Linked DNA regions of Homo sapiens: region 1 is linked to region 2. A link is a loop called in an ENCODE intact Hi-C map of the cell type or tissue named here. Cell type or tissue: dorsolateral prefrontal cortex. All regions are shown on one strand. Links, peaks and the distances in the headings refer to the core of each region. The heading gives the core; the rest is flanking DNA. Region 1 overlaps LOC105372649 (a long non-coding RNA gene). Region 2 overlaps KCNB1 (potassium voltage-gated channel subfamily B member 1).

Region 1 (2,913 bases), core at 120-2,619, 63 kb before region 2:
CAGACTGACAGCTTGACAGGACCCCTCTGGCCATTATGTTGAGAAGAACCTGAAAGATCAAGGGCAGAAATAGGGAAGCTGGTCTGGACGTGGTACAATATGAAGGCAATAAACAATGGTGGCCTGGCCCCAAGCTGCAGCAGTGGAGGAGCAAGAAATGCAGATCCCAGATCTATTTTGAAGGCAGAGCCCAGAGGAACGGCTGACAAGCCATTCATTTCAGCACTGTTTGTTATAGCAAAAGTTGAAAGCAACTTGAACGTTCAGGAGTAGGAGACTGGCAATTACCATGTATAATAGAACACAACATAGGCTTATGAAAGAATGAGGAGGCTCTTCGTGTATTAATACAGAATGATTTCCAAGATACATTAAATGAAAAAAGCAAGATGCAGAGCAGTGTATATGGCACTCTTACTATTTGTATGGGGTAAAATCAAAGCAAAACAAAACAACACACGCACGCTACACATCGGTTATATGTATGTGTGTGTGTGTGTGTGTGTGTGTGTGTGTGTGTGTGTGTTTGCAAAAATGATCTCTGGAAGGATACGTGAGAAACTGGCGGCCTCTAGGGACAGGGGGACAGGGGTCCAGGGGTATAAGGGAAATTTCACTTTTCATTGCATCTTTTGGATTTGAGATTTTGTGCCTCTTCTCAACTGGAGGTGATGTCCCCCAGGGGACATCTAGCAATTTCTGGAGACATTTTTGGTTGTTGCAACTGGGGGGAGGTATTACTGGCATCTGGTGAGTAGAGGTCAGAGATGTTGCTAAACACCCTGCAGTGCCCAGGGCAGACCCCACAACAGAGCAAGAGCTGGCCCTAAATGTCAGTAGTGCTGAATTTGAGAAGGTTTGATCTATTAAAAAACATAATAAGGCTGGGTGTGTTGGCTCATGCCTGTAATCCCAGCACTTTGGGAGAGCAAGGCGGGTGGATCACCTGAGGCCGGGAGTTTGAGACCAGCCTGGCCAACATGGTGAAACCCCCTCTCTACCAAAAATACAAAAATTAGCCAGGTGTGGTGGCGGGTGCTTGTAATCCCAGCTACAGGAGGCAGGAGAATTGCTTGAACCTGGGAGACAGAGATTGCAGTGAGCCGAGACCGTGCCACTGCACTCCAGCCTGGGCGACAGAGCAAAACTCAGTCTCAAGAAAGAAAGAAGAAAGAAAGAAAGAGAGAGAGAGAGCAAGAGAGAGAGAGAGAGAAAGAGAGAGAGAGAGAAAGAGAGAAAGAAAGAAAGAATAGAAGTTTTTTTTTTTTCAGGATGGTCTTTATTCTGAGGTTGTATATTTTATGGGTTTGATATATCCTTTGTTTTACTAAGATAATATATAGTACATGATAGTCATTTTTTCCACATCTTTACTTGGCAAAATAAAATGTCAGCAAGCCTTATACACTTCTCTAAGCTGAATAAAAAATTATCCGGGCATGGTGGTAGGTACTTGTAGTCCCAGCTACTTGGAAGGCTGAGGCAAAAGGGTGGCTTGTGTCCAGGATTTCGAGGCTGCAGTGAGCTAAGACTGCACCACTGTTCCCCAGCCTGGGTGTCAGAGTGAGACCACATCTCTAGACAAATAAGAATAAATTTTTTTTTTTTACTGGGCTATGAAATCCTAAAGTCTGGAAACTACCCTTTTCACTCAATGGGCTTTTGAAAGGTAATGATTTTAAAATATGTCCACAAAATATTTGATCCTTTTTCCCCAAGAGGTAGAATTACCTCTCTCTAAGTGTGAACCAGATTTGGTGACTCACTGCTAACAAATAGAATTTGGTGCGAGTGATGGTTTCTGATTTCTGAGACTAGGCCACAAGACGCATTGTGCCTTTCTCCTTACCCCTCTCTCTTGGACCACTGCCCCTGGGGGATGCCAGCTTCCATGCTGTGAGGATATTCAAGAGCCCTATGGAGAAGTCCACATGGTGAGCAACTGAGGCCTCCTGCCAACAGCCAGTAAGGAACTGAGGCCTCCTCAGCCAACTTAGAGGCAGGTCTTCCATCCCAGTCAAGCAGAGGACTGCAGCTGGTGTCTTGATTGCAACCTTGTGAGAGACCCCTAGCCAGAACCACTCAGCTAAAGATGCTCCTGAATTCCTGACCCACAAAAACCATGAGATAATAAATGGTTCAACTTGCTAGAGTTTGGGGGGTAATTTGTTACACAGCAGTAGATAAATACAGAAGGCTGGGCACAGTGGCTCATGCCTGTAATCTCTGTACTTTGAGAGGCTGAGGTGGGTGTATCACTTGAGGCCAGGAGTTCAAGACCAGCCTGGCCAACATGGCAAAACCCTGTCTCTATTAAAAAATACAAAAAATTAGCCAGGTGTGGTGGCACATGCCTGTAATCCTAGCTACTCTGGAGGCTGAGTCACGAGAATTGCTTGAACTCGGCAGGTGGAGGCTGCAGCGAGCAGAGATTGTGCCACTGCACTCCATCCTGGGCAACAGAGTGAGACTATGTTTCAAAAACAACAACAAAAAACCTCCCAAAAACAAATATAGAAATCTTTGAGCCCTATCAGTAAGGCAGAGATCACAGAAAGGTAGCCTATGGGCTCTGGTCTGCCTACAGATATATTTCCTTTGGCCAGTACAGGACTACAAAAAATGGAATTAATCACTAATGTTTATTTATTTTTATTTTTTATTTATTTTATCTTTTAGCAGAGACAGGATTTCATCATGCTGGCCAGGTTGGTCTCGAACTCCGCCTTGGCCTCCCAAAGTCCTGGGATTTCAGTTGTGAGCCACATGCCCAGCCATAGTTGCTAACATTTAAAAGTTGGGTATTTCCTTTAAAAATCCAGATTTCTGACTTCTCTTAGAAAGATCTAATATTGCTGGGCCCACATCCCTATGGGGTAACAACCAGCTGGAGATGAATGGTGTTCACCCCTT
Region 2 (2,913 bases), core at 188-2,687:
ATTTACGTGAAATGTCCCAAAGAGACAAATCCATAGAGAAAGAAAGCAGCTTGGTGGTTGCCTGGGCCTGGGTGAAAGGGGTGTGGGGAGTGAATGCAAATTGGCATGGGGTTTCTTTTGGAAATGTTCTGAAATTGGATTGTAGTGATGGCTGCACAATGCTGTAAATTTACTAAAAATTATTGAATTGCACACTTAAAATGAATGAATTTTATGGTATAAAGTTCCATAAGGCTGTTTAAAATTTTTTATGGTATAAAGCTATTTAAAAAAAAAAAAAGAACAGAGGGGAGTCAGAGGGAGGGGACAAGGGGTGGAGGGTGGAGTTGTTAGAGCTTCATGGGGCATAGGAGATAAATGGATATGTACTGGCTGGAAAGGATAGAAGCTGTGATTTTCTTAGTCACCTAACTGGGGAAATCCCAGAACAGGAGGCCTCTGAGTTCCTACTAGCTGACAAGTGATAAAAGCTGAGAGTAATAATGACAAGTGCTAACACTGATTAAGTGCCAGGCACATGCCAGGCAACTATACAGAGCATGTTACAGGTATGAACCCATCTGCTCCTCCAAGAAGCCCTTTGAAGTGGTATTGGGAGATAATTCTCCATGGGTCTCTCCAAGGTCTGCATGTCTTCAGCTCAAAAGACACTGAGACCTTTGTTCTAGACTATCATCTCAAGGACATCTGTGTAGCAAACACACTTGGAGGACAGAGACAATATCTCTCTCTGGAGCAGAAAGAAGAGGATAGAGTTGTTTCCCAACCAGTACAATAATGTCTCTATCTGAGGCAAAGGCTAGACAGGTTTGGCAATAGCCCCTTTATAAGATTGCAGGTTTCCTAAGCTCTGGGATCCTCCATTGAGACACAGATCTGCTGCTGTGTGTGCAGAATCCATTTGGGTTGTTTTCATTGCTCTCATGGAACTTGGGAGACAATTAGAACTGACGCAAATATGAAGCTTGTGCTGCTTGCTATACTGTGACTAATAAAGTCCTTTGTCTCTGACCTGGGATCTCGTGTCTTCTGCCGTCATGTATGGCATTGTGGCAGGCTAACTCATTAGCTTGTGAGCAGTGCAAAATCTCGGACCCTTCGTAGTTCTTCCGTCATACTCACATCACCCCTGTTTTACAGATGAGGACTTTGAGGCCCAGAGAATTGAAGCTTCTTGTTCAAGATCACACAGCTAACAAGTAACAAAGCTAGGACTGTTACCCAGACCGATTGGGAAAGGAAGGAGAGATGAGTAGGGGATTGGAGAAGAGAACCGCTGGAAATGACAGGAGCTGAAGGCCCCAAAGGTACACAGAAGGTCATGCCTCTCAGCTTCCCAAACCCACACACCCCCAGATGCTGCCTGTCCCTACATCCGGCTGCTGGGGCTGAGCAGCCAATTTGGGACGACCGTGATATATTTAACGGTGAGTCATGCTCTCCCCCAGCAATCAGCAGTGGCAGGCTCGGGAGGATGCAGGGAGCATCTCTGGAAATCCGTGCCTGAGGGTCGCCATGACAACGCCATCTGAGTCGCTTGCCAGCAGCTGGGATGCCAGTGCCTGAACCAAGGCACAAAATAGTCTCACAGGCTGAGTGCGGCCGAGGACAGGAGCAGGCCCCCTGCACGGCATCCCCAATGGGTTTGCCAGGGATTGATGGGAGGGATGTGAGGACTTGGTGACAAGGGAGATTCATGGGCTCACTGTCCAGGTCACAGTACTCTATGGAAGCCTGGGGTCCCTGGCTGGTGGGAATGAGCACACTTGGCGTGATGGGTATTTTGGTGAGCACCATCTCTTCCTGCCTTGGTTCTTCTTGGTTTGTCTGTCTCATAGTTGCTCTCCCAGAGGCCCTGCCCAATTTGAGGCTTCTATCCAAGTGTCACAACCTCTGAAGACTGACAGCAACTTGGGAAGGTAACCAAGATCATCTTCCAGGATAATTCTGAAGACTTCAGAACCTAGGGCGAATCAGCCACACCCACACACTAACACCAAATACGAATATCCCATGAAAGCAGCTTGGAATCCATTCATTCATTCATAAATCCATTCATCACCTTGTCCTCTCAGTTGTTCATTTTAATTAGAACCTGGGTCCTACAGGCCCTATGTAGAAGTGGATTTGGTTATCCCGTCCTCATCCCCTTTCACTCCCCCTCTCTTATTCTACTCTAGCTCACTAGTCTTACTGCTGTTCCTCAAACATACAGTTGCTTTTCTGCCTCAGAGCCTTTGCACTTGCTCCTCCATCTGCCTGGAAAGCTCTTCCCCCAGAAGGGAAGCTCTCCCTTTAGGTTTCTGCTCATATGTCACCTTCTCAGAGACACACTACCAAGACCACCCTAGGAGAAAGCACCTAATTCAGCCTCAGTGATAAGGCCAAATATATATATATATATATATTATGTATAATATGACATATATCTGTGACTTAGTTTCCCCCATCCGTACGAAGCAAAGAGAGACAAGCTGAAAATTGGTGGCCTGTAAGTTGAATCTAACTCACAGACCTGTTTTGTTTGGTTTACATAGTGTTTCAAGAACTGAGCAAGTTGCTAACAGTTATAAAGTTGAGAGATTTTGTTTTAGAATGCAAATTTTCAATTTATCTCGAAAAACTAAGGTTGGGTGTGGTGGCTCATGCCTGTAATCCTAGCACTCTGAGAGGCTGAGGAGGGTGGATCACTTGAGCCCAAGGAGTTTGAGACCAGCCTGGCCAACAGGACAAAACCTCGTCTCTACAAAAAATACAAAAATTAGCTGTGTGTGGGGGCATGTACCTGTAGTCCCAGCTACTTGGAAGGCTGAGGTGGGAGGATCACTTGAGGCTGGGAGGTTGAAGCTGCAGTGAGCCATGATCATGCTACTGCACTCCATCCTGGGAGACAGAGTGAGACCCTGTCTCAAA

What was found. Hi-C counts contacts between places; a loop is a spot of excess contacts. Peaks named below come from ENCODE experiments on the same cell type or tissue, not always from the same donor. Only the 100,000 strongest peaks of a DNase experiment are listed, where the experiment ranks them.
Region 1: a loop joins it to region 2, with 1.9 times the contacts of the local background. A loop is called at or near these places in 1 of 110 quality-filtered maps.

The regions. Positions count from the first base shown.
Region 1 is chr20:49,360,564-49,363,476 of GRCh38, forward strand. The region is part of intron 2 of LOC105372649 (a long non-coding RNA gene); the gene reads left to right. Among named protein-coding and RNA genes, the nearest start is that of SNORD12, 81 kb to the left of the region's middle. In dorsolateral prefrontal cortex, for the core only: no CTCF peak of the experiment used is centred there; a DNase peak (open chromatin) is centred at 1,518; H3K27ac peaks cover 2,500 bases.
Region 2 is chr20:49,423,263-49,426,175 of GRCh38, forward strand. All of the region lies in intron 1 of KCNB1 (potassium voltage-gated channel subfamily B member 1), which reads right to left. All of the region lies in intron 2 of LOC105372649 (a long non-coding RNA gene), which reads left to right. Among named protein-coding and RNA genes, the nearest start is that of KCNB1, 58 kb to the right of the region's middle. RefSeq lists enhancers at 994-1,517, 1,518-2,041. In dorsolateral prefrontal cortex, for the core only: no CTCF peak of the experiment used is centred there; a DNase peak (open chromatin) is centred at 1,509; H3K27ac peaks cover 2,500 bases.